Regions from separate parts of the Homo sapiens genome. Here region 1 is linked to region 2. The links are chromatin contacts, found by Hi-C or POLR2A ChIA-PET in ENCODE. All regions are on one chromosome and are shown on one strand. The core of a region is the stretch at or near the end of the contact, and the rest is flanking DNA. Distances in the headings are between cores, read along the strand shown. Region 1 overlaps IQCJ-SCHIP1 (IQCJ-SCHIP1 readthrough). Region 2 holds the start of IQCJ-SCHIP1-AS1 (IQCJ-SCHIP1 readthrough antisense RNA 1).

Evidence for each region. A loop is a pair of places that touch in the nucleus more often than their neighbours do. ChIA-PET counts read pairs that join two places held with the same protein, here RNA polymerase II (POLR2A). Pooled maps may share reads with other maps.
Region 1: a map of heart left ventricle shows a loop between it and region 2 (1.8-fold over the local background). The contact joins the enhancer-like site here to the promoter of IQCJ-SCHIP1-AS1 in region 2. A Hi-C loop is called at or near these places in 4 of 168 maps with a recorded cell type or tissue (PC-3, cardiac septum and heart left ventricle) and 3 of 50 pooled maps. POLR2A ChIA-PET finds 5 or more read pairs at or near these places in 2 of 52 experiments (MCF 10A and Panc1).

The regions. Positions count from the first base shown.
Region 1 is chr3:159,652,208-159,656,118 of GRCh38, reverse strand. All of the region lies in intron 4 of IQCJ-SCHIP1 (IQCJ-SCHIP1 readthrough), which reads right to left. The region is part of intron 1 of SCHIP1 (schwannomin interacting protein 1); the gene reads right to left. Among named protein-coding and RNA genes, the nearest start is that of IQCJ-SCHIP1-AS1, 110 kb to the left of the region's middle. Within about 2 kb of position 1,763, at least 2 of the 41 ENCODE cell types and tissues checked have a DNase peak (open chromatin) inside an H3K27ac peak, as active enhancers do; they include PC-3, where a contact is called at or near this core.
Region 2 is chr3:159,766,905-159,771,227 of GRCh38, reverse strand. It overlaps IQCJ-SCHIP1-AS1 (IQCJ-SCHIP1 readthrough antisense RNA 1), which reads left to right and starts at 2,616. Exons shown (of 3, transcript NR_121669.1): 1 at 2,616-2,654; 2 at 2,729-2,924. All of the region lies in intron 4 of IQCJ-SCHIP1 (IQCJ-SCHIP1 readthrough), which reads right to left. All of the region lies in intron 2 of SCHIP1 (schwannomin interacting protein 1), which reads right to left.

The DNA of each region.
Region 1 (3,911 bases), core at 514-3,013, 110 kb after region 2:
TCCTCAGGTCTCTGAAGTCTATGCCACACAATGAAACATCTGTTCTTCCCTGAACAGCCAGGCCATCCACAGCTTTTTGCCTTGGGACTGCTGTTCTCTTTGCTGGAAATACTGTTACCCCATCTTTCCTTCTGGAAAACTCTCATTCATCCTTGAAGAACTAGTCCATTAACTGTCAAAGCACCCACTCTAATGCTTTGCAGTTTCTTTACTTTTATTTTTTTTCTTCTGAGACGGAGTCTCACTCTGCCACCCAGGCTGGAGTGCAGTGGCACAATCCCAGCTCACTGCAACCTCCGCCTCCTGGGTTCAAGGGATTCTCCTGCCTCAGCCTCCTGAGTAGCTGGGATTACAGGCACCTTCCACTATGCCTAGCTAATTTTTTGTATATTTAGTAGAGATGTGGTTTCACCATGATGGCTAGGCTTGTCTCAAACACCTGACCTCATGATTCTCCCGCTTCAGCCTCCCAAAGTGCTGGGATTACAGGTGTGAGCCACCACGCTCGGCCTGCTGTTTCTTTCTCATTGGTTCTATGTCCCCTTCTCTCTTGGTAACATTCCTATCTCCAGCTTCTGATTCATCACCCAGCACTGAGAAGGACCAGGGACTTAAGTGTTGTCCTACCCGAGAGAGCTAAGCATTCCAGCCAGCCTCATAGTGCCTGGCCCCTTGTTAGTTCTTAATAAGTGGTAGCTATCATCATCATCATCATCACCATCATCATCATCATCATCACTACTACTACTGCTACCATTGTCGCATGCTTCAGAATCTTCTGCCCCAAAATGTCTTTCCACCTACTTGTTGACATCTGAAAATTGTTCACAGGCTTTCATTTCATACTTACAGATGCAAATGCAAGTTAATTAACACCAAAGTCTTATCAACTATACAACAGTAGTAACTGGTAGCATATTAAACACTTGCTATATGCCAGATATTTTATATTCAATTTTCATAAAACCTATGAAGTAAGTTTAGAGAATTCAAGTGACTTAGTTAAGGTCATACAACAAATAAATGGTAGAGCTGGGAGTTGAACCCAGAACTCATCTTCTTAATGACTATACTGTACTGTGCTCAATAGGGACAGTAAGTGACTGGCAGCACAGCCTTCCTGCTTTATGAAGGGAGGCAGTTCGTGGGCAGCAGACACTAAGGTGACATGAAGGGCCTCAGGGTAGCCAGTCCTATCACTTCTGGTCAGCACTGCTTACTGTCAACCAGCTGGTGACAAATCAGTATGTCACTTTGAATGTGTACAGATTGTCTTCGCATGGTTTGTGAGGATTTTTTTTTTTTTTTTTTTTTTTACTTAAAGTCATAGATCATGTTGTAAAGTAGCTTCATTTTTCAAGGAGGTAGTAATTGAAATTGAAGTGTCCCGTAGCTCCATCCATGCTGACCCCAATTCCCCATGGGCCCCTACTGACTCCCTGCTGTCCTGCCACCTCTGTGGAGCTCACATACACTCAACACCCTCCTTCCACCTGCTTTCATCACCTTCTTCACACAGACTCATATCCTCAAATTATAGGCACCAGACATATGCAGGCCAACACACTCAGGGAGTAAGGAGGTGGAGAGATGACTGATAATATATATAAGTGGGGGGTTTGTAGATAGTGAATTGTAGACCAGAAAAATGTTAGACTTGAAAAAGACTTTATAGATAATCTAGGCCAGCCACATAATTTTATAGGTGCAGAAACTGAAGTCCAAGGTGACTCAGCAAATTAAATGGGTCTGCAGAGTCAAACGGTAAATAAAAAGTGAGTGCCAAATCTGATAGAGAGTTGGGAAAAATGAACTAGTGATGAATAGGAGAGAGAATGAGTGAGGTTGCAAGGGGGAAAGAGCATGGTGCCAGAGTAAAAAGTGGTTCATTTTTTATTAATGTTAAAATTCTACAACTCAGAAGAGTATCTTGGAGGAAGATACTCTTGGAGGAAGCTGGACTAGGGAGTTTCTCTGACATCTTTATGCGATTTGCATGTGAATATCTTCCTAATTATTTGTAAGTAAGCAATTAAAAGAAAAAAATCTGTATTTAAAAAGATAAAAAGCAGGACATCAAGTATTAAAGGCAATTTACCCCAGAATGTATGATAGTATATTTTAGATAGCAAAATCTGAGACTAGACTCTTAAACTGATCATTTTTAGGGGGTACATGAGATAATTTAATACAGTCATATAATTTGTAAAGATGAGATGGGTGTAATTGGGATATCCATCACCTTAAATATTTGTATTTATGCTAGAAACCTTCAATTTATTCTCTTCTACCTCTTTTGAAATATACAGTAGATGAATGTAAACTAGATTCACCTACTGATCTATCAAATCTTTTTTTTTTTTTTTTTTACTTTAAGTTCCGGGATACATGTGCAGAATGTGCAGGTTTGTTACATAGGTATACATGTGCCATGGTGGTTTGCCGCACCTATCAACCTGTCATCTAGGTTTTAAGCCCTTCATGCATTAGGTATTTGTCCTAATGCTCTCCCTTCCCTTACCCCCCACCCCCCAACAGGCCCCTGTATGTGATGTTCCCCTCCCTGGGTCCATGTGTTCTCATTGTTCAACTCCCACTTATAAGTGAGAACATGAGGTATTTGGTTTTCTGTTCCTGTGTTAGTATGCTGAGAATGATGGCTTCCAGCTTCATCCATGTCTCTGCAAAGGACATGAACTCATTATTTTTATGGCTGTATAGTATTCCATGGTATATATGTGCCACATTTTCTTTATTTAGTATATCATTGATAAGCATTTGGGTTGGTTCCAAGTCTTTGCTATTGTAAATAGTGCTGCAATAAACATAGGTGTATATGGGTCTTTATAGTAGAATGATTTATAATCCTTTGTGTATATTCCCAGTAATGGGATTCCTGGGTCAAATGGTATTTCTGGTTCTAGATCCTTGAGGAATCACCACACTGTCTTCCACAATGGTTAAACTAATTTATACTCCCACCAACAGTGTAAAAGTGTTCCTATTTCTCCACAGCCTTGCCAGCATCCAAACAGTAGATCTTATTTCCTCTCAAACTGTATATTTGTACCCTTGATCAAACTCTTCATCCCCTCCTTCGCCATACCTGCCCTGGCCTCTGTCGACCACCAATCTACTCTCAAATTTTATAAGATCCACTTTTTTAGCTCCCAGAGATGACTGAGAACACACAATTTTTGTCTTTTTGTGCTTGGCTTATTTTATTTAACACAGTGATCTCCAGTTTTATCCATGTTGCTGAAGAAATAGATCATTTTTAAAGAAGTGAGAATAATTTATCATTACAAACTAGTCCTAAATGGTCAATTTTAAAGATCACCTCATCCTTGTTTTTCTCATTGTGCCTCCAATGCCTCACCCTCTTATGTGGCTTTTTTCACTCCTGCCCTTCTGGTTTCAGCTCAGATGTCATTTCAACAGTCGTCATTGCACACCCCTCCCCACCCATCTTATCTGTGAGGTCACTTTCCTTTATAATCACTCTTAGTATGTCCTTCATGGCACTTATTGGCTGTAATTGTCTTGTTTACATATCCGCTTCCTTGTTTGTCTCCCATTAGGACATGAGCTCCACTGGGCCAGGGACCACCCCAGCTTACCACCTGGCAGAGTAGGTACCCAAGGAAAACACAGGGCAGGTCTGGGTCCCCTATTGGCTTAGGTAAAGATAATTTTTCAAAACCTGAAAATTTGTAGTGACTGTTGGTTTTATTCCCTTCTACTTTATGTACTTCTTAACGGTGTCTAACACTACATTAAATATGTTAAAAAACCACCAATCACTACCTTACCAAGAAATAATAAGTGTAGCAAAAAATGCCTTACTAAAGATAAAAAATATAATTTTTCCTCCAATAATGTTGAAAAAGAAATATTGAAGGTGTTCTAAC
Region 2 (4,323 bases), core at 1,367-3,866:
GTGTGTCATTGATGGGGAAGAAGTAACTGGGCTGTAATTCTTACAGAATAATACATTGAAAATAACCTATAATTAGTACCATTCTAGGAAGAAATGTAGGTAATTTAAAAAGTGTGCTACTAGCTAATAGTATAAACAAATAAAAAGACACATTATTTTCAAGTACTTTGGAAATAACTTCGTCAGAAGAATTTGCTTTCAATTAACGTGTCAATTAAAATTGTTCTTATCTTCTCATTAAATGAGGAAAATGCACCTGTCAGAGGCACTAAAAAATAATAAAACTGCACTTAAAATGTGTTGAGTCTACAGCTAGAGCTCTTCTCTAATTTAAAAATGATTCCTTTCCTTTTTTAAACAACAGGAGTAAAGACTGGTTGGATGTGACAAGTGATCTCCTTGCTCTCTTGTTGTTTTCTCTTAAGAGGGAGGGAGCAGCCACCCAGCCACCTGAAGGGAGGTGTCCTGGAAAGCAGGATGCAGATGGAATAGAGCAATGGGAAAAGGGGAAACCTCTTTCAGTGATTTAAGCATCATGTGATGGCAAAGTAAAATAGTACTTCCTTGGAAGACAGGCAGCTTCTTACACAGGTAAACATACACCTACCACGTGATCAAGCCGTTCTTATTTCTAGTTATTTACCCAAGAGAAATGAAAGTGTATATTCAGGCCCGGCACAGTGGCTCACACCTGTAATCCCAGCACTTTGGGAGGCGAAGGTGGGCGGATTACCTGAGGTCAGGAGTTCAAGATCAGCTTGACCAACATGGTGACACCCCGTCTCTACAAAAATACAAAAATTAGCCAGGCATGATGGTGGCTGCCTGTAATCCCAGCTACTCAGGAGGCTGAGGCAGGAGAATCACTTGAACTGAGCAGGCGGAGGTGGCAGTGAGCCAAGATAGCATCATTGCACTCCAGCCTGGGTGACAAGAGCAAAACTTCACCCCAAAAATAAATAGATAAAGTGTATACATGTGTCCATAACAATGTTATTTGTAATAGCCAAAACCTAGAAACAATGCACATGTATAACAACAGATGAAAATGGTATATCCACAAAATGGAACACTACTCAGCAAGAGTTCAAACGAACCACTGATATATACAATAACATGGATGAATCTCAAAATAATCACTTTCTGAGTTAAAGAAGCCACACAAAAATCCACACATACTGTGATTCCACTTATGTTAATTTTAGAAGGCATAAACTAATCTATAACATAGAAATCAGATCAGTTGGTTGCCTAGGGACAAGATGGTGGTATTACAAAGGAGTGCAAGGATACTTTTGGGGATGCTAAATATGTTCATTATCTTGATGTTCATGATGGTTTCACAGGTGTGTCAAAACACATACATATGCCATACATATGTCAAAACTCATCAAATTGTACATTTTAACTATGTACAGTTGATGTATGTCACTTATACCTTAATAAAGCTATTTTTATTTTATTTTATTTAATTTTTGAGACGAAGCTTCACTCTTGTCACCCAGGCTGGAGTGCAATGGTGTGATCTTGGCTCACTGCAACCTCCGCCTCCTGGGTTTAAGCGATTCTCCTGCCTCAGCCTCCCGAGTAGCTGGGATTACAGGCGCCCGCCACCATGCCCGGCTAATTTTTGTATTTTTAGTAGAGATGGGGTTTCACCACGTTGGCCAGGCTGGTCTCGAACTCCTGACCTCAGGTGATCCGCCTGCCTTGGCCTCCCAAAGTGCTGGGATTACAGGCCTGAGCCACCATGCCTGGCCAATAAAGCTATTTTTAAAGAAAAGCGTCAAAATAGGCTGAGTCTCCAGAGACAGGGAACAGGCTAGACATGGAGGAACACGTCCCATGAAGGACAGGAAGCCTCAGGGACAAACACAGAGAAAAAGATGTGTAATTATATTCCATTTAGGAGGAAGAGTACACTGAGGCAGTGCCCCCCCTCCCACCCCACTTGGCAACAGGTCCACAGAGCCTTTTGAACAGGAGCAAGAGGGCTACAGTGATGCACTAAGGTCCTGGAGAAGCAGAAGAGAGAAAGCCGACTGTTTGTGGCCCGCTCTCATAAGAGGGAAAACTGTCCAGTCCTGTGCACCAGAGTTAGAGTAGGCAAGAAGATAAGAATTTAAGAGAAACATGAACTTCTGCAAGCAGGACTCCTAATCTGACATCAAAGGCACCAACCCCAGAACCTTTCTTTACTCCATCTATGGCCCTTGAATTTATTAAGAGTGTTCACGCACAAGACGGAATACAAGCCCAGGGCAGGACTGTGAGAAGCACACTGACACCAGATGAGCAGGGGCTGCCCATGGAAGGGGCACTTCTGGGAGTAGTTCTGGTTTTTGGGTAGAGCCCCTCACCCTCTCTGCATGTTTCAAGCATTTATTTGTGCCAGGCACAATGCGAACTACTGGGGATATGGCTGTCCCAGGTGATGACATCACAGTGGAGGGCTGGACCAGGTGCTGGAGGTCTGTCTTGAGCCCCCAGCTCTGAGATGGAGCAAGGATCCAGTCACTAGAGTGTTTCCATCAGGACTCCCCAGGCCCTTCCATGCTGTGACACCAAAGATAGTTCCTGACAGCATCCAAGCTCATCATCCTCCACAGATACCAAGAGAGAGATTAGTTTTCTAAACCCATCGCAAAGTGAAGGTCAGTGCTAGGTTTTAAATCCCACCTAAACATTGTGCATTTTTAAATTTGCCTCTCAATCTTATCTGAATTAGGGATAGCTGATTGTCATCCCATTTTTGAGACCTCAGTCATCCTTCTGCGTGCATCACCACAACTAAGAGGAAGGAAAGAGCACTGGATGTGGAGTGAGGAGACATGGATTCTGTCACTACCCTGCTCTGCAGAACCCAATAGTATGTCATTGAAACAAAACAATACAAAACCCTGTCTACAAAAGAAGACTCATAAGTAAGGGGGTTTTGATGATTTCCCAGTTTACTTATGTCCTTAATTCTAAGGAAGTGCAATAAGAGACTTGTCAATAGGAAACCCTTTAAGTTTCAGGGAGGTGGGAGCTCCTTCCTTTCCTTTTATTTCAAATTATTTTAAGCATTAAAAAAGGGGGCGGGGAACTAGTCTGGTGTCACAAGAAAGAACAAAACCCTGTTCATAAGTTTCTCACTGGGTCTGAGGCAAATCACTTAACCTCTCTGGGCTTCAATTTTCTCAACTGTAAAATGGGAGTTGGATTAGGTATGGGTTGTGTTGTTGTCATAAACATTCATTCATTCATTCATTCAATATTTGAGAACCTACTCCATCCCAGGCATGTTCCAGGCAATAGGTTATAGAGTTAAAAAACAGGCAAGAACTCCCGCCTACATTTCAGAGGGACCAAAAATAGAGGACTAAATAAGATAATGTCAGATAGTGACAAGCACTAAGAAAACAATACACCAGGAGTGCTGGAGTTGGGGTGCAGTGCTGTTACTTTACTTTAGGAAGGGTGGTGGGGGACAGCTTCTCTGAGCTGGTGAGAGTTGAACTGAGTCTGGAATGATGAGAAGGAACCAGACACTTGCTTCCAAGCAGAGGTTACAGAAGGGCAAAAGCCCTGAAGTAGGAATAGGCTTACTTGGTGAAGAGAAGCTATCCCCTTTTCATTGTATACCCCATTCCTAGTGGTGTGTATTAATGCCACTTAAATATATTCATACAAGACATTTTAAAGAGGAGTAAAATATCATTGGATTTGAACAGTTCCTTCAAGGCAGGCCTTCTCTTCCACACGGCTCCTTTGTTCTTCTCCGGTTTCTGTCCTCATGGTCATAAATTCCCTTACGTACTCCAGGCAGCACTAAACAGGATTTAAATCAGTGCTTTTCAATCTTTTATAACAGCGACCCATAGTGAGAAGTAAACTTTATGTTGCAACCCACCATACATATAAAACTAAAGTTTTAAAAATTACCAACTTTACTATGACTCCCTGCAATACACTATCATACATTCTATTTTATTTCATTTTTTTAAATGCTAAGGTGATTTCATGGGAAACTTACTGTTTGAAAAACAGTATTCTAAACCAACACTGACTAGTAATTTTGTTCAAACACAAACCAAAACATGAAAAAATCCACCATTAACCTCAAATGCTACCTCCTTCTCCCTTTTTTCTGTATACATCCTTGCTTTGACACAATGAAATCTAAATTTCTCTGTGTAACTTGTAGAGGAAATGACCAGAAGGGGCATTTCCAGGAAAGCTGGAAGTGAAGGAAAGAAACCCAAATATGCAAATATGCAAACTGTTCACTAGGTGAGGATACACCATTGGTTTCAAAGACTGCCCAAGAAGGAAAGATTC